5 separate regions of the Homo sapiens genome follow, and regions 2, 3, 4 and 5 are each linked to region 1. Evidence: chromatin contacts called from ENCODE Hi-C data. All regions are on one chromosome and are shown on one strand. The core of a region is the stretch at or near the end of the contact, and the rest is flanking DNA. Distances in the headings are between cores, read along the strand shown. Region 1 holds the start of EFNB2 (ephrin B2). Region 2 has its middle 36 kb from the start of SLC10A2. Region 3 holds the start of BIVM (basic, immunoglobulin-like variable motif containing). Region 4 has its middle 150 kb from the start of LINC01309. Region 5 has its middle 58 kb from the start of SLC10A2.

What was found. Hi-C counts contacts between places; a loop is a spot of excess contacts on that map. Pooled maps may share reads with other maps.
Region 2: a pooled map shows a loop between it and region 1 (5-fold over the local background). The contact joins the enhancer-like site here to the promoter of EFNB2 in region 1. A Hi-C loop is called at or near these places in 2 of 50 pooled maps.
Region 3: a pooled map shows a loop between it and region 1 (7-fold over the local background). The contact joins the promoter of BIVM here to the promoter of EFNB2 in region 1. A Hi-C loop is called at or near these places in 4 of 50 pooled maps.
Region 4: a loop to region 1 is called in a pooled map, with 5 times the contacts of the local background. The contact joins the enhancer-like site here to the promoter of EFNB2 in region 1. A Hi-C loop is called at or near these places in 3 of 37 single-sample maps with no recorded cell type and 4 of 50 pooled maps.
Region 5: a loop to region 1 is called in a pooled map, with 5 times the contacts of the local background. The contact joins the enhancer-like site here to the promoter of EFNB2 in region 1. A Hi-C loop is called at or near these places in 2 of 50 pooled maps.

Annotation. Positions count from the first base shown.
Region 1 is chr13:106,532,030-106,537,200 of GRCh38, reverse strand. EFNB2 (ephrin B2) reads left to right here and starts at 1,539. Exons shown (of 5, transcript NM_004093.4): 1 at 1,539-2,358. The coding sequence starts at 2,237. RefSeq lists an enhancer at 442-511 and silencers at 1,092-1,751, 3,881-3,980, 4,041-4,100.
Region 2 is chr13:103,028,298-103,033,028 of GRCh38, reverse strand. No RefSeq gene overlaps it. Among named protein-coding and RNA genes, the nearest start is that of SLC10A2, 36 kb to the left of the region's middle. Within about 2 kb of position 1,473, at least 4 of the 41 ENCODE cell types and tissues checked have a DNase peak (open chromatin) inside an H3K27ac peak, as active enhancers do.
Region 3 is chr13:102,797,308-102,802,569 of GRCh38, reverse strand. It overlaps BIVM (basic, immunoglobulin-like variable motif containing), which reads right to left and starts at 3,451. Exons shown (of 11, transcript NM_017693.4): 1 at 3,049-3,451. POGLUT2 (protein O-glucosyltransferase 2) reads left to right here and starts at 3,594. Exons shown (of 10, transcript NM_024089.3): 1 at 3,594-4,081. The coding sequence starts at 3,900. RefSeq lists silencers at 1,825-2,254, 2,285-2,334, 2,895-3,164 and an enhancer at 3,225-3,444.
Region 4 is chr13:103,270,263-103,275,337 of GRCh38, reverse strand. No RefSeq gene overlaps it. Among named protein-coding and RNA genes, the nearest start is that of LINC01309, 150 kb to the left of the region's middle. Within about 2 kb of position 2,422, at least 2 of the 41 ENCODE cell types and tissues checked have a DNase peak (open chromatin) inside an H3K27ac peak, as active enhancers do.
Region 5 is chr13:103,005,749-103,010,541 of GRCh38, reverse strand. No RefSeq gene overlaps it. Among named protein-coding and RNA genes, the nearest start is that of SLC10A2, 58 kb to the left of the region's middle. Within about 2 kb of position 3,446, at least 3 of the 41 ENCODE cell types and tissues checked have a DNase peak (open chromatin) inside an H3K27ac peak, as active enhancers do.

The DNA.
Region 1 (5,171 bases), core at 290-2,789:
TTTAAAATGAAAATAAATTATGAAACTTTTCTGCTCTCAAAGATCTGTTTGGAAGAGTAAGTGTATTCAGTACTTTGTATGCCTTAATGTGTTTTCTATCTTAAACTAGTCTTCACAAGCTTTTACCACTCCAACTGAGATGTATACGTTAAGTTAGACTAATGTTTCAAAAACGGATACTTAAAAGCAACGTACCATAAAAATCTTCAGAAATTGTTACAAAGAAGAGTGAAAGAAAACAAGGTGTTTTACCATATGCATTTTTAAATTTAGCGTAGTGGATACTTTGTTTTAAAAATACATAATTTGTAGAATTACTGCCCAGTTTGTGTTTGAAACATAAATCCTGGGGTGGACGGCATTAAATTGAAAAAAAACGTGGGCATACAGTATATTTTAATTTTTCATACTGAATCGTACATTTGCACTGTGCCTTATTTCTACCGTGTTCTTCCTACTGTTGGACATATAAAAAGATTTTCCTTGGAACTGTGACTTGATTAGATGCTGCAGTATGCTGGATCCGGGTCGGTGGACCGCAGAGCGCTCGAGATGCGGAGAAGCAAAGCTGGCCGCTAGTGGGCGCTGTGGCTCCGTGGAAGTCACGGACGAGCGTCAGCACCGGCGCTCGACCGGGAAAGTAGCGAGGAGTTCCTGCCAGCTCTGCTCTGGGGTCTTGCAGACGCCGAGTGAGAAGCACATGCCTTGACTTTTCCATCTCACACCCTCTAAATCTCTGGTCACTTTGGGAAGCGCGCGTGTCTCCTAGAGGCTAGTGAGACGGTCCCCGCGTCGTGCCTGTGCCGGCGACACGCGGGGAAAGCTCCAGGGGCGCCACCTTCCCGGGGGGCCAGGAGGGAAGGGAGACGCCCGCAGAGAAGGCGGGAGGCGACGATGCTCAGGCCCTGATTAGAGCTGCAAATTCCGGCGCCGCGTCGCAGGAATCGTCTTGCAATTCCCGGCCCCACTGACTGAAACTGAGCCGTAGGCGATTGGTACCAAAATCAAGTGAGAAGCCCTCGCCGAGAGGCGTCGGGAGAAGCGCGCAGAAGCCGGGAGCTCTAAGGGTGCGCGCGGAGTGCAAGTCTTGCACGCGGGGCAGCGCCGCATCTGCGGAGAAGGGACGCCGAGCGGAGCCTGCTGCCTTCCGCACTGCTCGAGGGAAAGCCGCGCCCTCTGATTCCGCCGAGGGGGAAGGCGCCCCCGGGCGCGGAGACAGGTGGCCCGCTACTCGGCCGTCGCTGTTTCCACGTCTGCACCGCGCCCAGAAGGCCTCTCGCCGCCCCGGGGGCGCCCTGTGCACGCGCTGAGCGCTTCTCCTGCCCGGCTTCTGCTCCGCTCCCGCCGCCCGCGGGAGCCAGGGGCGGGGCTCACCTGTCAGCCCGAGCCCCGCCTCGCGGCACCCAATGTCGGGAGGGGATGGCGGACGGACGGACCGGCCGTCCAACCAGCGCGCGGCCGCGGAGCCGCGGGCCAATGGGCTTCGCGCGGCGGGGCGGGGCCCCGCGTTTATAGCGCTCTGACAGCGCGGCGGCCGCGCTGACTCTCCTCGGCGGGGACCGCGGCGCCGGCCGGAGCGAGGAGCTGCGCACGCAGCGGGTCCCGGCGCCCTCCCCGCACACAAAGGCCCGCGCGCGTCCGGAGCCCGCGGCGGGGACCGAGCTCCCTCTTTCCTGCCCTGGGGGCCGGGAGCCGCGCGGACTGAGAAGGCTCCTGCGCGCCCGGAGGCGCCCTACTCCGCTCCGTGCTCCGGGACATGGAACCGCGCCGACGCGGCGCCCGCGCGCTCGGGCCGCTGCCCGCTGCACTGGATCTATAGTCACAGGCGGCCCCGCTCGGGGCGCAGCGCCCGCCGCCCGCGCCGGTCGTCTCCGCTCCGGGTCTTTGTGTCCCAGCCCGCACCCGCCCCGCGCCCACCCGCCAGCCGCGGCCGGCCCGGCACCCTGGAGCCGCACGGGAGTCGGCCGTCCGAGCTGCGTCCGGCGCGGCGCCCCGGAACCCCGAGTCCGCCGCGCCGCCGCGCCCCGCGCGTGCGCTCCCGCCCCGCGCCCTGAGGGCCCCGGAGAGCGAGCGCACCTGGCCCGGCGACCGCTGGAGCTGCGCAGCGCGCCTCGGAGCTGCCTGCGGGCGCACGCCGTCTTCCCCGCCAGTCTGCCCCGGAGGATTGGGGGTCCCAGCCTGCGTCCCGTCAGTCCCTTCTTGGCCCGGAGTGCGCGGAGCTGGGAGTGGCTTCGCCATGGCTGTGAGAAGGGACTCCGTGTGGAAGTACTGCTGGGGTGTTTTGATGGTTTTATGCAGAACTGCGATTTCCAAATCGATAGTTTTAGAGCCTATCTATTGGAATTCCTCGAACTCCAAGTAAGTGGCGTCCGCGATCCCCCTATGTCCCCGCCCCGGGGTCCGCCGCGCCGTCCGGGCGGGAGGAGGGGTCAGTCCGCGGGGCCTCGGAGCCTGTTTCTGGAACCTCGGTTCCCCGTCCCCCACCCCCAACCCCCGCCCCATTTCACTAGGTGGAGACTCCTCGCTCGGCTTTCCAACCCGAGCCCCGCTGGAACGGACGGTCTCTCCGCCTTTCCTCCCCCGAACGCTCCCAGGCGCTAAAAGCTACTATCGGCTCGGGTGTCAAGTCCGGGAAGGTGTCCGATGGCGATACCTGACCCTCTCCTGTTTTCGAGGACGAAGGACATGGCCACAATCTAGGCTGGCCGGCACGCGGGGACTGGTGGGCTCTGGAGAGAGGCGGAGATGCTGCATTCGCGGGGAGCGCGGGCGGCGTGGTCCGGGGCCCGCGGGCGGGCGACCGGGGTGGCAGGACGCTGGCAGCGAAGCGCGTTCTGGAGAGGGGAGCCTGGAGTCGCTACGCTGCCCGCAGAGCCCTGGAGCCGGGGCGCCTTGGCACCGCGCCGCCAGCCCGAGGGTGCGCGGGGAGCTCGCCTGCTTCGCAGGAGAACTCGGGCGTCGAGCCCTTTCCTCCGCGCCGGGGAGACGGGCCTTAGGCTTCTCCCTGAGGGCCCGCCGCACCTCGGCCTCCCGCTTCGTTCATAAGCCGGTAGCCCCGGAGTATGCGGTCTCGATGGCCGACCTGATTGTAATGCACTTCCTATAAAAGCTTAGGGCCCTGCCCAGTCGACACTGCTCCTGAAGCCTTCTCCCTCGGGACCCTGGTAGGAATGGGATCCTTAGGATCAGATTTGCTCTTACCGGACTCTACAGCCGGGAGCGAGCCAGGCCTTGTGGAGAGTAACTTTCAGTTTGGGCCACCAGAGTGCATTCAGAATTTAGAAAATCCCATCCATCCCTAAATCTGTGTGGTCATAACTCGTAGTCATCTGGGTATTCAGTACTGTGTATCCCCTTATTTCGAATCACAGCCAAAACATATTTTACAGAATCTTGGAATTGTAGTCTCGGGAAACTTGGAGAAGAAGTATGCAGACATTAGCTGGTTTCTGGAGAAAACGTTTGAGATCAGAAGCAAAATCAATGGCCTAATTGAAGTTGAGCAAGTTGGGCCTGGTTTTAGGAGAAAAGAAATGGGGGATTGATTTAGAAATCACGTCTTAAAGGAGTGTGTCCATTCTCTTAAAAGTGTCAAATTTCAAATTCACTAACATGTTAACCAAGAATCCCTTCATGAAAAGGGCGAAAACGTCGGTTACAAATCGGTTTAAACAAATGTTTGTATGATGCTAGAAGGCACTTTCAACACCGCTCATACGGAGAAGTTACTTAGCTCTGCCTCCTTCCATGTAGTCTGCTCTTGCATGGATTATATTTTTAATGTAAATTGTTGTATTTGCTGATGAAGTACTGGCGGCGGCATCTTTGCATCGATGCCGGCTCGGGAGGCGCCAGGTGGTGCCGGAAGGAGCCGGGCTAGGACCTCGCGCAGCAGCGGGTCCCGGAGTCCGGGAGAGGCGGGCGGGCGGGCGAGGCGGTCGCGGGGAGCCCGCGGCGCCGCTGCCCGCCCGGTGCCTCCAGAGGTCACTCTTCCATGCGGAATCGCGCAGCGCCAGGCCTCGCCCCTCCCCCAGGCCGCCTGCTCCAGCCACTCTGCACTTTCACTGACCGGTTCTCTTTGAGGCTGTTTTTTTTTTTCTTATGAGGATTTAATATTTCTGTTTAAATCTAGTTGAAAGCAATTCCGTTAGCCTCTTCAGCGTTTAGTTCGGTGTGTGTATCTTTATCTTTGCGCTATATTAACTATTAGTTTGTGTGTATCCGGTAGGAGAATTAGAAATACCTAGTTGGGAGAAAAAGAAAAGTAGAACAATAGTTATTTCAACCTAAGGTTTAGACGTTAATAACTTCTTTTTGTAATGTGTCGAGATGGGGGGTCCTGGGGGGAGGTGACAGGTACTCACCACTCCCCCCCCCCATTCTGATGATGAAGATGAGTCTGTCTTTCCAGCTATGTCCAGACCTGCGAGGGCCCTGCGTTTCTGGAAGCCTGCCGTTTGCGCGGTTGAGGTTGCTGCTGCTGTCTTGTCCTCCACAGCAGCATTTCTTTTAAAATTCTCCTGATAACGGCCTGCCTGGATGACTGGATAATGTGTGCCTGGAAAAGGTCTCCCTTGCAGCTGAATGCTAGCTCCAGAGATCAGAAAGATTTCTTCCTGTAGGAGCCATAGGAAAGAGTCCTCTCTAAGTTTTTGAGAATGCATACAACCCCCTGATGACAGGGGGTCGCTTTCCTTGGGGAAGTTTTATATTTATTTCCAGAGGAAAGTTTGAATCGGTAAATATGATGTGGCAGGAAGGTAATCAAATGCATTGAAGTTTCACATCAGTTCCTATGAACTGTGGAACAATTCATTTGTAATGAAGCCGCCATCAGTAATTAGATTTGTTTCATTCAGAGGTCAGCTTTTTTAGCAGGTGGTCGACACAGGGAGCATGCAGCAGCTGTTTGGATACAGGGTCCAGAAAACCCTTTGTAAATTCAGCGTCTCCGTAACTACTTTAATCACATTGTCGGCTCTCCCGTCCCTGACTGTATGTAATAATGGAAAGATGTCCTGCGTGCTGAAACAGTAGCTGCCCTGTTAGGTTATTCACATTGCTTTGATACGTTCTGGTAGAGTTGGGTCCGTTGTAGCCATTTTGGTTGTTTAAAGTTTTGGTTTTTTTTTTGTTTTTTTTTTAATTCAGCAGAGAACAGTAATGCCTAG
Region 2 (4,731 bases), core at 224-2,723, 3.5 Mb after region 1:
TTGGTATCTGTGGAGGGTCCTGGAACCAATCTCCCATAGACACCTCATGAATAGTAGATATACAACTATATATGTAATAAGAGATAATTGGGAACTCAACAGTAGTCTAGAGAGTTGGAAAATCCTGGAATCAAATCATAGCTTTGCCATTTCCTAGCCATAGTGATGTAACCTTGGTTTTGCTATTTACCCTTCACCAGCCTCACTTGCTGCATCTATAAAACGTGGTTGTTCTCTGCTATTGTCAGTATTGTTGATGTGGTTGTGGTGGTGTCAGCAGTCTCCTTTTACTCAATAACTGGAAGAACATCCATGTCTGTGACAAGAGACAATTTTTTATTTAAGAAATCTTTCCGGGCATGGTGGCTCACACCTGTAATCCCAGCACTTTGGGAGGCCAAGGCAGGCGGATCATCTGAGGTCAGCAGTTCGAGACCAGCCTGGCCAACATAGTGAAATCCCATCTCTGCTAACAATACAAAAATTGGCTGGGCGTGCTGGTGCATGCCTGTAATCCCAGCTACTCGTGAGGCTGAGGCAGGAGAATGGCTGGAAACCAGGAGGGAAGCAATGAGCCAAGATCACATCACAGCCAGGCATGGTGGCTCACACCTGTAATCCCAGCACTTTGGGAGGCCAAAGCGGGCAGATCACTTGAGGTCAGGAGTTCAAGACCAGCCTGGCCAACATGGCAAAACGTCATCTCTACTAAAAATACAATTAGCTGGACATGGTGGTGCATGCTTGTAATACCAGCTACTTGGGAGGCTGAGGCAGAAGAATCACTTGAACCTGGGAGGTGGTGGTTGCAATGAGCCTAGATCATGCCACCGCACTCCCATCTGGGTGACGGAGTGAGACTCCATCAAAAAAAAAAAAAAATTTTTTAACTATGTCTTTAAACTCTCTTCAGAAAATTTATTGACACTTATCGTTGTATTTTTCTGAAGTTTTTCTTTCAAACTCCTAAAAAATGTATGGGAAGGCAATAAACACAAAGGAAAGGGAATATTAATAATATATATGTTCACTCTTAAAAATCCAAACAAATGATATCACAAAAGTATTTGCTGTCAAATATCACTTTGTGATCTTTGATGGGTGTTCAACCTCAGTTATGAACCATATGTCAGATGTGGGGATGATTTTATGGTTCATTGCAGCCTTGGTAGAAGTCTTTAACCCCATGACAGTTGCTTCAGTGAGAAAGTTCAAAACTACCTTCAGTCATTTCAAATATGACAACATTGACTTGCTTTTTGCTATTTTGAGTCTATTCTGCAGCATAGAGGTATACCAAAAAGGCATCTGAGCAGACATGTGGCAGTCTTCTGATGTGCTAATATTTGTATGCCTGCATGACTCTGATTCTCACATGCCAAAATAGTTAAAGAAGCAGATGTAGGTTAAAAATTGTCGTTTTTTTTTCTTTCTAAGTCATTGCACACAGCTTTTATGCATCATTTGTTTTCCATTATGCAAACTTTAGTATCTTGTTTACCACCGTTCAGATGGACTATTCCTATTTTGGAAAGTTTCTGAGTTTCTGTGAATTGGTCAAGGGTGAGATTTCAACATATAAGGAGCAGTGATTATTCAGTTAAAGAGGAATTTATGATCAACAATGAGTAGTGCAATAAATGCTCAGGAAAGTGAAGAGTTGAACTTGCTAGGGACCTGTCATTCATCTGAACATTCCTTGCTTATTGAGCAAATATCACATTCCAGGCACTTCACTGGGCACTGAGAGTAGATGAGTTGCTTTTCTTAAGAATACTATATATTGTCCTTCACATTTTTGATCCTTAATTAAGATGATCTAATTAACAACTCAAAGCGGAAAACATTGCCACTCCAGAAGATTGGTCTAAACATAAAGAAAAGAGTGTAAAAATCAGTCTCTCAACTATTGTCTTGTTGACTTCCTAGCCATGGTCTTTAAAGCTTTTCAGTACAGTGCCTCCCTAACATCATTATTTCATTAACCCCATTTTTCACAACATTAAATATATTGTCTTATGTAAAGTCAATTAGGGCAAAGCTTCTAAGCTGTAAGTGCATGCTTCATTTAGCCCTTTTACAACTTTCATTTCTCTATTTTGTTGCCATTCTTCCCATCCTTAGAAAAGGTTCTTTCCACTATATCTCCACTAAATCAAGACTGCTTTTCTCAAACTCAAGCAATAGATTCATTTCTCCCAGGAAATCCTTTTAGCATGGCTCGAGTAATGTTGTCCACTCAAATAAACGACATTCCAATCAATGTCATACAATATCTAGATCATTCTAAAATATAAATGTCCTTGGTAAATATTCATTTATTATGCACCTTGCACAGAGCAGCTATATAATTAATATCTGGTGAATGCATAAAATTCCGTTTAATTTCTCACATCTTTAGATGAAGTCTTTCCAATCTACCATCATTTTCTATCACTGTACATTTTAACACTCCGAACAGGAAAATAAATCAATTACAAAGTTATAAAGACCATTAGCAATATTAAGAAAACTTATGTGAAAAAATGTTGGCAAGATGGTGGAATTGAATTTTCCAGCACTCATGCCTCCCACAGAAACACTGATTTGAACAACTATCCATGCATGAAAATACCTTACAAGAGGCAAGGAAACCAAGTAAGAGATTACAGCACCTGGGTGTGGCACAGAAATGAGAAAAGGCACCTTGAAGAGGGTCAGAAGGACAGTCTCACATTATCCATGTCACCTCTCCCCCATGTCCAGGCAGCACAGGCTGGAGAGGAGATAACTTCTGCTTAGGAGAAGGAAAGGAAGGAGAGCATAGAACTTTGCCTTGAACCCCAATACCCAGCCCACTCCAGTAAAACCCAACACTGAGTAGGTGCAGATGGACACAGACTCTGGCTCAATACCCACAGGCTAAACTTCCAGGCCTACCCAGGCACCAGACTGGATCCCATAGGCCCAAGCTCCAGGCCTGCAATGTATACACAGTCTCTGAACTGCCCCACCACTAAGCCAACCCCAGCCAACCCAGTCTCTAGACCACCCCCAGCACCAGGCTGACCCCCACAGCACCAGGCTTCAGGCATGGCCCAGCACAAGGCTGGCACTCAGAGCCCACGCCATCAAACCAGCACCTGCAGGCCAGGGACCCATCAGTTGAGATACAGGCACCAGATTTTCTCAGCACTAGACCAGCCCCTGTGGCCATAGGCTCCAGGCCAGTAACCGTGGACTGAGCCTATAAGTCTGCACCGGCCACAAATAGGATCTTGCAACCCCAGGTTCCAGGCCAGTCTGATAGACTAGGTGTCACAGGGTTGGGCTCCACAGGCCCAGGTTTCAGGTCCACCCAAGCACCAGGCCAGTTCCTGTAGCCCTAGTCATCCAGCCAGCACCCTTGGACCCATCCTCCAGGCTGACCTCTGCAAGTTTGGACCACAATCCCAAAAGATACAATCCTGAATGCCATAATCCCAAATGCTGAAATATCAACAATCCCTAACATCTAAAATTTTAAACATCAAGCCAGGTGCAGTGGCTCACTCCTGTAATCCCAGCACTTTGGGAGGCCAAGGTGGGTGGATCGCATGAGGTCAAGAGTTCAAGACCAGCCTGGGCAACATAGTGAAACTCCAACTCTACTAAAAGCACAAAAATTAGCCAGTTGTGGTGGCACATGCCTCTAGTCCCAGCCACTCGGGAGACTGAGGCAGGAGAATCGCTTGAACCCAGGAAGCGGAGTGAGCCAAGATCATGCCACTGCACTCCAGCCTGGGTGACAGAGCAAGACTCTGTCACAAAAATAAATAAATAAATAAAATTTCAAACATCACAATCACAGGATAGTTGTGTCATTTTAGATGAAATATACCTTGTTTTTGCCTTTGTTTGAAAATTGAGTATGGTTTAAGGAGCTATGTATGGGTACAAGGTGACAAAGGGTAGACTTGTGGACTTACTTTTAGAGTCAACTTGACTGAATTAAGGAATATCTAGAAACCTAGTAGAAAATTATTTGGGGTGTGTCTGTGAGAGTGTTTCCAGAGTAGATTAATGTGTGAGTCTGTGTGGGCTACGTGGGGAAGATCTGCCCTCAGCTTTGACGCGCACCATCAAATCAGCAAGGGTCCCAGACAGAACAAATACAGAAGGTGAAATGGTCCCTCCGAGAGCTGGGAAAGGCTTTTCTTCTGCTTCCTTGGACATCAGAACTCCAGGCTTGCCAGCTTTTGGACTCCAGGACTTATACTAGCAGACACCTAGGTCCTGAGGCTTTCAGGCTTGGACTGAGAGTAATACCATCAGCTTCCCTGACTCTCAATGTAAAAACATTGAAATTTCCTTCAATAAATGAAGAGATGTCCTTTTTTACACATCTGCATTTGTGAAATATAAAATTCTCGAGATCTCAGCTCTTTGGGCAACTGCATATGCAGTAGTAACCCATTGTGGTTTTTGATTGATCTTGCCAAAAGACTTAGATTGTTCATCATGGTATTTTAGATCACTGCAGTTATAAAGCTGGGTGCACACAATTACCAACCATAGTGATGTGTGTTCATGCATTTTGCTTTTTGATCTAATTCTTTAGGAATATGATTCTCTGCTCCTAACTGTTCTACTCATGCTACTGTCAGTAGTATACTTGAGTGCTTATGCTTGCAATAAGTACTTGCAATAAGTCTCTTGCAATAATATGTAAGTTAATATTTTCTATTTTATTCTGTAAAATGGCCTATGAAG
Region 3 (5,262 bases), core at 2,202-4,701, 3.7 Mb after region 1:
AACATTCTCATTGGAAACTATATGTAAATTTCTCTTTGAAAATGTAATATTCATAGATTTTATAAGTAAAACATTACAAAAAAATGCAAAGTACCAAAAGATATTACAGGAAAATGGAAATTACCCAAATCCCACGACCCAAACACTGCTAGTGTTTACTTTCTTTCCACACTGTCTCACGTCTATTCTCTCCACTATAGTGAGAGCCCCAAGAGGCCAAGGGGGCTTCTATTATTGCATGCTCAGATTCTAGCTTTCTTAAAGTACACTAAGCACAATTTATTACTGATAATACTAATAACAGAATCATTATAGACAATACTGAGCTATAGAGAGGCAGTTTGTCCCTCCACTTAATAGGCTGCAGCTGTCACTGTTTTGACTCATCTTTTATCTCCTTTTGTTTCTCTATTTATAAACTATTCCCAGTGAGTTGACACTTCTAACCTGACCTGTGCAGAGATATTAGAAAATAAAGTTTGCTACATATATATGATCACAGAACTCCTCTGCCTGAAAGCCTCTGCTCTTAGAACAAAAGGCCAACTCCTGATGGTCCCTAGATCTATCTGGTTAGCTCCATCTCATTCCTTTCCCCCACCCCCCAAGCTCCACATTACTTTTTGGTTCTCCCAATACTGTCTCCCTTACTTAGCTCATTCCCATTCATCTTTCCAATGTCAGCTCAAATGTCACTTTCTGGGGGAAACCTTCTTGGCTTCTCAAACTAGGCCAGGTGACCCGGTACAGACTCTAGTACCTTCCTCACACAGGTCTTACCAGGTGGCAATTTTACACTTACTTCTGTGCATATCTGTTCATATGATCAACGTCTGCATCCTGCAAGTCTGGTTTTCCAGATTATTGTATCCCCAGGGCCTAGGATTTGTAGACGTCTCATTCAACAGATAATTTTTAAGTGTTTGCATCATGCCAGGCATTACTGTAGGCCCTCATTTTGATTGATTGCGGTTCCCTCTTCCAGGCAAGTGAGGTGTTGCTATATTAAGATTTACTAAGCCGGCGTGGTGGCTCACACCTGTAATCCCAGCACTTTGGGAGGCTGAGGCGGGTGGATCATCTGAGGTCAGGAGTTTGAGGCCAGCCTGGCCAACATGGTGAGACCCGTTTCTACTAAAAAAAAATAAAAAATAAAAAAATACAAAATTAGCCGTGCATGGTGGCGCATGCGTGTAGGCCCAGCTACTCAGGAGGCAAGGCTGGAGAATCGCTGAACACCAGAGGTGGAGGTTACAGTTGCACCATTGCACTCCAGCCTGGGCGATCAGAGCAAAACTCCGTCTCAAAAAAAAAAAAAAAAAAATTTACTACTAAGAATGACTGCAGGACCTCAGGCTCAACTAATAGCTTACTCATAAAATCATGTCATAAGCAATAGAAATATGGTTTGCTCGTATGCAAAGCAAAAATTTATAAAATGGCAAGTTTAAAAAGCACCGCCAGAGTCATGATTGTTCAAAGTCACTGAACGAAGTGTTCTGTAAAATAAACGTCCATTTGTAAAGCCAATCTTCATCGCCTAGGTTGTAGTCTTTTCAGGTTATATTTTGTCTGTATTCTCAAGTATCAAGTTTATGAGAGAACCAAACATCTCTAAAAACCTCTTCAGTAAAGCCTTTTCGTATAACAAAATACCCTGATCGATATCCTGTATAGAAGGCAACTGAGGAGCAGGGGCATTCCGGTGACCTCGTAAGGGTCGAATATGCGCGGGAGGGCGAAACCAGAGGCGCATAGCCCCCGGCCGAGCTAATGCCACCCTTCCCACCCGGTGTCCTCCCGCGCCCTCCAGGCCCCTTCCTCCCCTTCAGACCTGCGGGTCCCCAGAGCCGAGGCGCCAGCCTGTCAAAAGATACCGGGAGTCCTCCGCGCCTGGCGCCAGCCTCCAGCCCGCGCCCCTGGGGAGGCCGGGAGCGTTTCCACCACCGTCCTCTGACAAGCTCGCCGCTCGGCCGGGCTCCGAGGCCGCCGGGACGGAGTAGACAGTCGCGCAGGCCAAGCCCCGCCGCGCAGAACCAGTGCGCGCGGAGGCGACGCGGGCAGAGAGGAAGGAGCGCGGCTGCGCTCCCTGCCCGTGGCCAACCCAGCCCGCGCCTCCGCGCGTGTCGCGGGCACCCCGAGTCCCCAGCCCGCAGAGCCCAAGGGCCGCCGAGGCCTCCTCGCCCCTACTCCCTCCTCTACCTTCCCTCACCGGCCGGAAGACGAGGCTCTCCGCCAGGGGGAGCGCGCCGAGGCCCGGGGGTGACCGCCTCGAACATGCTTGCCCCGGGCCCCGGGGACGCTGTTGGTGTTAAAGGGGGCCCACGGGCAATTGCTGCATCCGGGCTAAGAGCTGGGGCTCCGATTCGACTGTTTGAGTAAACGAGTCGGTATCATTAATAATGACAATTGCACAAAAGAAAATAGGAAAGAAACCCCCTTTCCTGGCGCCGAACCAGGCCCGCCTTGGCTCGGAGCCACCGGCTCTTCTGGGTTTTCGGGGCAGCTGGCAAGAGGGAGGCAGGCAGAGGAGGCGGCTCCGGGTCCGACTGCCAAGCTGACCAGGGCGGTGAGCCCGTGACTCCTGGCGGCGGCCCAGACCCGGGTGCTGGCGTGCAGGGGAAGGCGACGGCCGCTGCGCGCTGGTTCCCGGACCCTGCCCAGCGTGGCGTGGAGACCGACGGCCGCACAGGGGTCACCGGTATCCACATGGACACCTCCTAATCGAGCTTTGTTCACCAGAGGGCTAGGCCCTTCTTTCCCTGGCGCTTCTCTTCCCCCCGCGACACAGCTCTTCCCCCTACTCCTTCCCGGGAGAGCGCGCACCCATGCAGTGGCCTCCATCTGGACGCCACGGGGCTCGGAGAGGCGATGACCCCTGGCAGCCCAGGCCGGTATCGAATTAAGTAAAAATTTTGAATGCCCAGGTGGCTGCGCGTAGAGCGGCAGCAGGCCGGGCTGGCGGCGCCCAGGTGCCCAGCGGAGGGCCAGGCGCTCAGAGCGCACAGCCGGCCGCCACCTCGGCCCCTGCCCCCCGCCCCGGGGTACCTCTGGCCTGTCGGGTGGGGTCGGGTCGCTGCGGCCGCGGCGGAACCCGGCTCCGGACCTGGATCACAGCATCCAGCGCGCGGCCGGCGAGGCGCCTCCTGTTACCCTGGGGCCGGCGTCCCTCGTCCCATCGGAGCGAGCGAGGATGCTGCGGTGCCCGGCGACAGGTCGTCGGATAGCATTGACAGCACCTTCCTTTCAAGGTGCTTTATGCCTGCCCTCTCCACGTGCGGAGGGCAGGGTGACCAACGCAAAAACCTGAGCTGCGCCTCCAGACCCGTGCGCCCCTTTGATGGGCATCTGTGGTGTTTATCTGTCCCCCGAAAGCGGTGACCGAGAAGTAAATAAATGGGCGAGAGGTGGTAAAATCCTGGCAGTATTTCCGCTCGTCCTGTCGCGAACTACATATCCCAGGGAGCCCGGGGCGCCGGGACGCGTGTCCACCCCGCCATCCACTTGGAGAAGGCGTTACTGAGCCTGGCCCGACGCACGGGCCAATCCCCTCGCCCTACACCTTGGCTGGAACCTGAGACGGATTCGCTCCCAAATGATGCTCCAGTGGCAGGAGCAACTCAAGTTCATCATTGTCCTGAGAGAGAGGAGCAGCGCGGTTCTCGGCCGGGACAGCAGAACGCCAGGGGACCCTCACCTGGGCGCGCCGGGGCACGGGCTTTGATTGTCCTGGGGTCGCGGAGACCCGCGCGCCTGCCCTGCACGCCGGGCGGCAACCTTTGCAGTCGCGTTGGCTGCTGCGATCGGCCGGCGGGTCCCTGCCGAAGGCTCGGCTGCTTCTGTCCACCTCTTACACTTCTTCATTTATCGGTGGATCATTTCGAGAGTCCGTCTTGTAAATGTTTGGCACTTTGCTACTTTATTGCTTCTTTCTGGCGACAGTTCCAGCACTCGCCGAGACCGGCGGAGAAAGGCAGCTGAGCCCGGAGAAGAGCGAAATATGGGGACCCGGGCTAAAAGCAGACGTCGTCCTTCCCGCCCGCTATTTCTATATTCAGGCAGTGGATACATCAGGGAATAAGTAAGTCGAGAAACGGCTCCTTACCTATTTTGGATGGCGGTTAAATCTGTTTCTCCCTTTAAGATTTTTCTTTCCAAGAACTCGTTTCTCCACAGCAGTTTATATTCCAGGATATTTGGTTACCCATTTTTCTCTGTAGCTGTAGAAATTGTTCCGAATTATAATATATGCAATATAATGTATTGTATATAACATATAAAATAATCTCCTAGCAATTTTGATTCAGATTCCCACATTATCAGGGCAAGACAAAGTCCCTCCACTTTGCTGGAAATACTGTTTCTAACTACTTTTCGCATAAGCTATTATAAGGGATTTAAACCTAGTTGTTAGAGACTTGATGGGCTTCATCTTTCTCTGGTGCGGCCCTCAATTTTCAAGGAGACATCTGCAGGTAAGCATGTTTTGAAACTGAAAAAGAAAAATGAAGTACTATTTGAAACTTCAGAGTTCGGAAGGAAAGTATCGAAGTATTAATCTCCTATATGATTGTAACAAATATTTTGTTCCAATGAATTTAATACTTTAACATCATACTTAAAACTTATTTTTATAATTCCTATACTTCTGAAATGATTGTCTCTATTATTGGTGGATGCTGACTGTGTGTATTTCATACAGAAAAAAATACTGGAATAAAAGGTTGTCAAGTAAAAGGCAGGTTGTAAATTTTGTTATTTGGCAAAAGATGATACACTACCTACTACTTTGCTTTTGCCCATGGCTGAGCGTGAGTTTTTTTTTTTTAAGACAGGGTTTCACTTCCTAGCCTAGTCTGGAGTGCAGTGGTGCAATCACAGCTCACTGTACCCTCAACCTCCCAGGCTGAAGCTATCCTCCCACCTCAGCCTCCCTAGTAGTTGGGACTACAGGCGTGTGCCACCTCGCCTGGCTATTTGTTTTTTATTATTATTATTATTATTTGTAGAGACAGGATCTCACCTTGTTGCCCAGGCTGATCTCGAACTCCTGGCCTCAAGCAGTCTTCCCTCCTTGGCCTCCCAAGATGTTGAGATAGTAGGCATGGGCCACAGTGCCAGGCCTGAGCGTGATTTATAATACTGATATTGTAAAGATTCATTGGCAGAGATTTTTCAAAATAAGATCATTATCTTTGGGAGCATCATTTGATCACAAATATCCAGATGTGATAGCATGAAATAAGTTAGTAAGAATATTTT
Region 4 (5,075 bases), core at 1,173-3,672, 3.3 Mb after region 1:
ACCTGATGGGGTGTAGCAGTCAGGGTTCAGCATAAAGAGGTTTATTACAGGAACTGGCTCACACCATTGTGGCAGCAAAGGAAGTCCAAAGTCCTTGAGTGGCAGTCAGGAAGGTGATGAGCAGCTGAACCCCAAGGGCAGGAGCTGAAGCTTGCCATCCACCCACAGGTTCAGTTAAGAAGGAAGACATGGGGGAAGGAGCGCAGTCACAGATCTAGCCATTGTTGAGAATCTTTTAGCTCAAGAAGAAGGCCTACACCCTCTTTTACTAAAGTCCTTTCAACTATTTTCAGGCCTAATAGAATCTCTGTTTTGATTAGCATAAAGTCAGTTGATTAGGGACTTTAATTATAACTGCAAAATCCCTTCACAGTAGGACCTAGACTAGTCTTTGAATAGTGGAGAGAAGATATGTGTGCTACAAAATAGCTGTGCCTCCCTCAACCTTCCAGCTCCAAAGGGAAAGAGGATGTTACTCATGGCCCACCCTAACCAGAACAGGTGAGAAAAGGAATTCTGGGTGACACAGGATCAATAAAACCCTAGTCAAGACGACACATCAAAAACCCATCATATAGGGTTATTGTGAGGATTAAGGAGACCCTGTATGTAAAACATCTGGAGTACACATAGTAACGAATTACCCCTTAGCAGATGACAAAATTGAGCTCAGAGGAAAAAAAAAAAAAAATAGTGCTTCTGTAACAGTTGGTGTGTAGAGTTGAAATGATAATCTGGTTTTCCTCAGTCAGAAACCTTATTTCTTGCCATGGTTTCTGCGCAACTTGTGTTCCTTTTCTAGACTGAGTCAGAACACAGGTGCACACGTTAAAAGAAAAAAAAAATGTGCAACAGCTCTAAGTATAGGCAGGTTTGCAGTGAGATGATCAAACACATCTAAGGTTCCCAGGCAAGTAAGTTAAGGCAGAGAGATCCCTGGCCTAAGACACAGCAGGGGATTATTACACAGGTGAAACCTCAGGTCATCTTACCCTGCAGGCTGTGTGCACCATACTTCTTCCCTAATAGTCCATCTCTATGTGAGCTTCTAGAAACTTGACTCTCATGTAAATCTGTTTGCATTTTTCTCTCTCCTGATCTGCTTTATAAACAGGATTTCACACTGGAAATATTGTATTACTTCCTTTCAGGTGACTATTGTTATTCTACACATTTAAAATTCATAAAATACTTTCAATGATTCAAGGGAAATTTTGCTTGGGTAGGTTAGGGTAATATTTGTGTGGTTAAAAATGAAAAATGAGCACTATTTCTCCACCCACCATTCTTACAGTAAAGTAGATAAAAATAGACATAAAAACTCTTAGAACTTAAATTGTCAACACAAATTAATTCACTTGCTCTGACTTTGGCAGTCAAACAGAAGCAGGAATTCACCTTGACTAGGCTCAGCCTCCTCCCTAGACATTATCCCAGGATGTGGATCTGCTAGAACACTGCTGACACTGGCCAGGCATCTGCTTTGAACTGATCTCATCCTGTCTTCTCCTGGCTCCATAAGCCTTGAGCAACTAAACTTTAAAATATTCACATTCTAGAATGTCAATCAAAATGGTATCCCAAAGGTATAAGCTATCCAGTTTTGCATTTATAAACTTTGAGTCTTTAAAATATATCTGAATCCAATCATCTGCAGGTCACTGGACAAATATTTACAAATATTTATTAGTCTCTTCTTATGTGTCAGAAAGTCTTTTTGATTCTGAGAACAGCACAGACACAGGGTTCCTGCTCTCAGGAGGCTTATACTCCAGTGAAGCTCCATAGACATTCAACTAGTAAACAAATGTTGAACAATTCAAACTGGGGTGACTGCTACTAAGGAAAGGAATAGGATAGGAAAGGAAAGGAATAGGCTGATACAATTAGATAAGTTAGATAAGTTATAACTTAAAACACTGAGGAGACTCGTTATTCAAACAAGCATGATTGTCTATCCTTCCATAAGTAGGTAATTTGTTAGTATTATCAAGAATTCTACATATTTGATGCATTTTGCTCAGAAGTTAAGTCCCTATATAACCATACTTTTTAATTGTTGAAAAATTGTACATATTAACTGTGTACATGTTTTGAAGTATATATGCATTATGAAATAGTTAAATCTAGTTAATTAACAAATGCAATACCTCACAGAATTATTGTTTTTGTGGTGAGAACACTTAACATCCACTCTCTGCCTTTTTAAAATTAACTATACATATTTTTCATTTAATTGTAGTAGGAACACATGAGATCTGTCCTCTTAACAAAATGTTAAGTGTACAGTATTGTAAACTATAGTCATTATTGCCATGCAGATTCTAGGACTTACTCATGTTGAATCACTGAAACTTTGTACACTTTGACTAATACCTATTTCCCCTCCTCCAGCTTCTGGCAATCACCGTACTCTGCTTCTGTGAATTTCACTATTTTAGATTCCTCATATAGGAGGTATCATGAGATATTTATCCTTGTGACTGGTTTATTTAACATCATGTTCTCAAGGTTCATCCGTGTTGTTGGATCTAGCAGGATATCTTTATTTTTTTAAGGCTGAATAATAGTCCATTGTGTGTATGTACTATATTTTCTTCATTCATTCATCTGTTGATGGGCATTTAGGTTGTTTTCTTTCCTTGGCTATTGTGAACAGTACTGTAATAAACAAGGGAGTGTAGATATCTCCTTGAGACCCTGATTTCATTTCCTTTGGAGATATAACCAATAGTGGGATTGCTGGATCATACGGTAGTTCTATTTTTAATTTTTTTTGAGAAACCTTCATACTCTTTTCCGTAATGGCCATACGAATTTACATTCCCACCAACAGTATGCAAAGGTTTCCTTTTCTCCACATCCTCATCAACACTTGTTATCTTTTGTTTTTTGTTTGTTTTCTGCAACATGGTCTGCCCTAGGTTGTCCAGACTGGAGTGCAGTGGTACAATAATGGCTCAGTATAGCCTCAAACTCCTGGGCTCAAGCAATCCTCATTCCTCAGCCTCCTAAGTAGCTGGGACAATAGATGCATGCCACCACTCCCAGTTATTTTTAATTTTTTGTAGAGACAGGGTCTCACTTTTTTACTCAGGCTGGTCCTGAACTCCTGATATTAAGTGATCCTTCTTCCTCAGCCTCCCAAAGTGCTGGGATTACAGGTATGAGCCACCACGCCTGGCCGTATCTTTTGTATTTTTTGATAATAGCCATACTAACAGGTATGAGGTAATATCTCATTGTAGTTTTGGTTTATGGTTTTTTGATAATTAGTTTGGTTTACAGCTCCTGATAATTATAGACATATAAAATGGTCAATGGGTACATCAAAAGATGTTAAGATCAAAAGATGTTCTTCTTTTTAGAAATGTCTATTCAGGTCCTTTGCCCATTTTTAAGTTATTTGTTTTCTTGTTATTGAGTTGAGATTTTTATATACTTTGGATATTAAGTTCTTATCAAATAAGTGGTTTGCAAGTATTTTCTTCCATTCCATATGTTGCCTTTTTACTATGTTAATTTCCTTTGCTGTGCAGAAAATTTTAGTTTGATGTAGTTTCAGTTATCTGTTTTTTATTTTGTTGCCTAAACTTTTCATGTCCTATCTAAAAAAGAATTGCCAAGACCAGTGTTTTCTTAGTTTGTGCCACTATAACAAGATACCTGACACTGGGTAATTATAAGCAACAGGCATTTGTTGATCACACTTCTGGAGGCAGGGAAGTCAAAAATTAAGGCACCAATACATTTGGTGTCTAGAGAGGGCTCCTTTCTGCTTCTAAGGTGGTGCCTTGTTGCTGCATCATCTGGAGGGGAAGAATGCGGTGTCCTCACATGGTAGATGGGACAGAAGGGCAAAAAGGGTGAACATTGTATGAAGCCTCTTATAAGGGCCTTAATCCATTCACAATGGAGGAGCCCTCATGACCTAATCACCTCCTGAAGGCCCTACCTTTTAATACTATTATATTGGAGATAAAATTTTAACATAAATTTTGAAGGAAAAAAAACATTCAAACCAGAGTAGCTGTCCTAAAGCTTTTTCCCGTATGTCTTCTTCTAGGAATTTTACAGTTTCTGGTCTTACATTTAGGTGTTTAATCCATTTTGAATTTTCATATACAAGATAAGGATCCAATTGTATTTTTTGCATATCAATATTTAGTATTCCCAATGCCATTTGTTGAAGACAATATCCTTTTTCCATTATGTATTCTTGACACCTTTGTCTAAAATCTGTTGACTGTATATGCATGGGTTTATTTCTGTATTCTCTATTATGTTTTCGATTATAGTAAATTATTCTCTGTTGTGGTCTATATGTCTGTTTTTGTGCCATTATTATATCATTTTAATTATAGCTTTGTAATATATTTTTGAATCAGGCAGTGAAATGTCTTCACTTCTGTTCTTCTTTCTCAAAATAGTTTTTGCTACTCACTCTTCTTGCAGTTTATCTATTTTAGGATTCTTTTTCCATTTCTGTAAAAAAATGCCATTGAGATATTGGTAAAATTTGCATTGAGTCTATAATACTCACTTTTAGTAACAGAGAGATTTTAGTGCTAAACCTTCCAAGCCATGAGCATGGGATACCTTTCCATTTATTTGTGTCTTTAGTTTTTTTCAGCAATGTGTTGTAGTTTTCGGTGTACAGGTCTTTCACTTTCTTAGTTCAAGTTATTTCTAAGTATTTTCTTCACTTTGACACTCTTGTAAATGAATTGTTTTCTTAATTTTATTTTCAGACAGTTTATTGTTCATGTATATAAATGCAACTGATTTTTGATTGTTATCTTTGTATCTTATAATTTTTCTGAATTGTTTTTTAGTTCCAACAGTTTTTGTTTTTGGAGTTATTTGTGGAATATTTAGGGTTCTCTACACAAGTGACCATGTCATCTGCAACAGAGATAATTTTGTTTCTTCCTTTCTGATGTGAATGCCTTTTTTTTCTTGCCTACTTGCTCTGGATAGAACTTCTAGTACTATGTTAAATAGAAGTGGAAATAATGGGCTTTTTTGCCTTGTTCCTGATTTCTGATTCCAGAGAAAAAGCTTCCAAATTTTTA
Region 5 (4,793 bases), core at 2,197-4,696, 3.5 Mb after region 1:
TATTTTCTAAAGTATATTTCAGATCAGCAATTTTGAGATGTGTTTTCAATATTGCAATACTATCTTGGTTATCTATTGCTATGTAACAAATCACTCCAATATCTACTATCTCCAAACAACAGTTATCATTTACTACCTCTCACAATTCAGTGGTCAGACCAGGAGTCTTCTGATGGTCTCTCTTGGAGTCTTTCATGAGATTGTAATCAAATGTTGCCTGGGCCTGGAGTCATCTGGAAGCTCGATTGGGAAGTTGAGAGACAGCCCCACTCTCGTGCCTCATAGGCTCAGTGCTGACCACAGGGTTTCTTCAAGAAGATAGCCAGCCTTCTTACATAGTGGCTCAGGGGTCCCAAAAAGTGACTATCTCAAGAGGAAGGAAGCAGAAGCTGCGAGTTTCTTAAAAGCTAGGAACAGAGCTGGCACGGGGTCACTCCTGTTGCATTCCATGGGTAACATGAGCCACAGACCAGCCCAGATGTAACGTGGGAGGAGACCACACAAAGATTTGAACACCCTAAGACATAGCTCATTAGGGGCCACCTTTGGAGACATCATACAGAATTATTGTGAAAAGTGCTTCCATTAATCGAAAACATTAAGAGAGATGGGGATTTTTAGCATCACATAATAATCCTCATAATAATAGGGATCAGAATTATCTGTCTAGAGGGTATGGTTCCACTGACATGCCTTAGGTACCTGCCATATACATAGCAGCTATGGCCACAGAAGATGAGGTTTTAGGTGCATCTCTGTATATGGATTATAAGAGTATACACTGTGACTACAAAGATGTAATCTCAAGCTGGTGTACCAACCTTGGAATGTAACTGGTTGCTAAGAAATGAAAATGAAAACCATGTGTGTGTGTGATCTAAGGCCATTAATGGACATATAAATTAATTCCCTTCTTTCATTTGATTCCAGGCATTTTACTTACCTTACATCATCTGAGTTTCTCAATAATTCCTGTGCCACCATGTAAGAAGTTACATGTGTTTGTGACTCCTGGACAACTATAGTGATATGCTCCATCCTTGATTATCTTATTATTTTCATTTAAGCTAACCCAATCCAAAATTGGTAAAGGATGCAAAGTGCTCTCCATAATATTCTTATCCAAAAGAATATAAAGAAAGAGAACAAAATTAAGGAAGTTCATTTGATAAGAATAACTGATAAAACTATAACTATGGAGCTTCACGTAATAAGAGCTGAAACATCCTCTAACATAAATAACTTCAGAGAGTAGTCATAGACTCAGGCTCCTGCCCTCCATCCACAGCTCTGACCTAATGTTATCCTGCTTTCTTGGTTGTGATACTGTAATCATACATTAAAGCCTGTGACAAGTCACTGAATTCTTAATATATCTCAGAAGTTGAGAAAAACTAGTTATTATGAAGACTCTGTCATTAACAACATCCTTAACATCCTTAATGTTATGAGACATCCTTAATGAATGAGACAATGAATGAGGAAAGTCATAATCTGAGTAAAATACCCCGTACTATTTATACCACGTTAGTTGTTACAACTCCCTCTCCTCCTGTTCTATTTTAACCTATAAGTCTCATTATCAATTAAACCACTTAATGGATAACTTAGCATATTGTGACTTGCTATAACTTAGTGTTTTGTAAAGCCATTTACTGTCCTTTGCTCTTCTATGACATTGCTGATGGCATTTCATCAAAATAGTTCTTCTAGCAAACCTAAAAAGTATAGCCAAATCACTTTTTAAGAATGTTATATTTAAGATTATAATTTTTGAAATGACAGAATTTGTTACTTAAAGAGAAGAAAGAAAAGAAAAGGTATATTTTCTTTCTTTACAGCTGTTTTGGGGTGACATCGACAAGAACCACTTTTAAATGACTGCTGTGGAGTCATGTGGTCCATCCTTCATTTCTTCCACAATCGCTTGAGTGCTTGCTCTGTGTAAGACACCATGACAGATGGCTCCTTAGCTCCTGCTTTCAAATATTTTATAACCTACTCAGGAGACAGACAGACAGGCAGTAAAATATATCATGGTTGGTACCACGGCGAGATTAACAAGTGTAATGGAGGCATAAAAGAAGATACCTCAGTCCACTCCAGGAGGTTAAAATGCAATTAATAGAAGTCAAGCTTGAGATAACATTGAAGGATGAGTAGTTTTCTATTCTCATTAGCAGGGAAAAAGCACGTTGAAGAGAATGGTATGTGCAAATGGACAAAAGTGTAGATATGGAGAAATGCTCGTGTGTTTAGGGACTACAAGGACTTAAGTGCTGAAGGAGAGAAAAGTACAAGTGGCCAAAGATGAAGAGAGACACAGGGGCAGGGCCAGATGATGAAGATCCTTGTTTTCCTTGCAGAGGAATTTGGACTTGATTCTGTAGGCTAAGGAATTGGAAACCGAGGTGGATTGTTACCATATTTGCTTGTGAGGAACTGAGAGACAAGCCTAACAAAAATTGCCCCTAAATTATCAGAGCATGCAGACATAGTTTTTCTCCACAGAGATGCCTGGTAACCATAACTTCAATAGCCATATTGTCAGCACAGTCACCTTAACTAAAAACACTGGGCCAAACAACCTGAGGAAAAATCTATCCCAATATTACTCTAATATTATTAGCACTGGACATCTGTAGGGTATATAAAAGAATAAAGGAAATATTTTTGTTTGAGCAATTATGAAATAATCGAAGTTTCTGGGATACGCATTGCATATAGATGTGGCTTCTCTTTCTAGTGTGCCAGTTTTGCCTAAAATTGGGTAACAAAAGTAAGCATGTAGATATTTTTCAAAATGGATGAGGTATTTTAAGTTTTTTTTTAAATGTGACTTCTCAACATGGCATTTTAACCTGCTATTCAAACTTTTCTTCCAAATATTCACCCTTCACCCACTCGAAACAAAGTCATTCTTCTGTACAGTTATGAGTACGCCAATGGAAAGGTCTGACAATCAGTGCCCCATAAATTATGTGTGGAGAAGGATAATCCCCTTAGGAGGAAACATGGTCCAGGGGCACATACATATTTTGTAATTTGCTATAATTCAACGTTAGACTGTATATAAGTTAACACCAAACGTTTAAAGGCAGAAATGGTAGCACACTGGATTTTCTCCTCTACTGCACAGCCTCTTTCAACAGTCCTGTGTATTTCACAAGGTTATTTTAAGGATTAAATGAGGAAATGAAAGTACTTTGTAAACTGTAAAGTCCTAACCTGATGTAATGTTTCATTAACTAATGAATTTACAAATGACTAGGACAAGGTGCCTTTTGAACGAATGTTTTCGTTCTTCCATTAATTAGAAAAGGTCTAGTGTGGTCTACCAAGCAAAAGCAAGGGCTGTGGCATTCCCTGATGCCATGGCACAGATGTACACAATTCCAATAGTCTACATCAGACAGTAGCAATCAGGCTGCGTGTACAGACCCATCTGGTTCTCATATCGTCTGAACGAGGTGCTGAAGTGGAGGATTTTTACTTCACTGAATCTGAACAAATCCTCTTGAGCTTTCGCCAGATGATTAAAGATGGTGCAAATTGTCCTCAGCCTGGTCCCCATTCTTTGATGTCCTCTGTCAGCAAACCATAAGGCATCACCTAAGACAAAAGCTCACGTGGGGCATGTCGGAACAGTAAACCCAGAGTTCGCGAGTGATTTTTCTCAATTGCCACTGGTCCATTCAACTGAGTTTTACTTGAGACATTCGGAGGTGAACCAAACATAAACCAGACCTACCCAGTTTGTAATGTTCTCAGCTGTGTGTTTGTGGGAAATATATTTCTTGGAGGCTTGCCACTTCTTTGTTGAATGCCATGGCTGGAGTTTCTGCTTAATAGTGGTGGTGGGAAGGGGGCTGCTGGTGACAGAAATGCTAAGGCCAAACAGAGAAGCCTAGCTAAGAAAAACAAACTTTCTCTCAAGGAGACGCAAAATTAACTCCATGTGTTAAAAGAGGAAAGTTATTATTTAGCTGGGCGTCTTATGTCAAATGCAAAATATTTGATTTTAACCTCCTTCTAAGACCATGGCATGTTCTTATTAATAGATGGTACTATGGGAGTAGAAAAGATTTTTAAAAAAGTGGTGATAAATGATGCTTGAAGTAGGAGACACACTGACATTTTTTAAAGGATTAATCTCAGTTTTTGGGTATCTAGTTTTTTTTTTACCAGGGTTATCCAAACTGAATCCAGGGATGTAAAAATATATTCTTACACTGACCCTGAAATCTATCGGATCACCATAGTACATGTGCCACAACCTAGCACACATGGGGGAAAAAAATGAAACTTTCCTTATTTATTTTATTTTTAGTATAATTTCCAATAAAAGATGAATCCCAGCCAGTAGCTGAGGGGGCCAATGTGGTTCTTATAAGTACAAAATATGGTTGGGGCATCTAATGATGTTGAAAACGTTCCTTGTATTTTAGTTATACTGCGTCAAGATTGAGGTCATGAAATCCAATTGTTGGAAACAATATATCCTGCAATTTAACTAAATTGAAGATGATGCCAACCATCTGGGGATTTGTCCAAACTGAGCTCTTGCCTTGGAATGACACGCACATATGAGCAGTTCTGGGACTTGGTTTCACACAATGGTTTCTTGACATTATTTTGGACATATGAACTAAATTGGGGATCTTTCTTAATTCATATATCTTATTTGTACTGGTTTTCAAATATATCTTTTGTCTGGTCTTGATCAAGATGAATATTTGTGGTCATACTATGACTGCCTTAAAACCCTGTTCTCGTGTTAAGTGTACACAGCT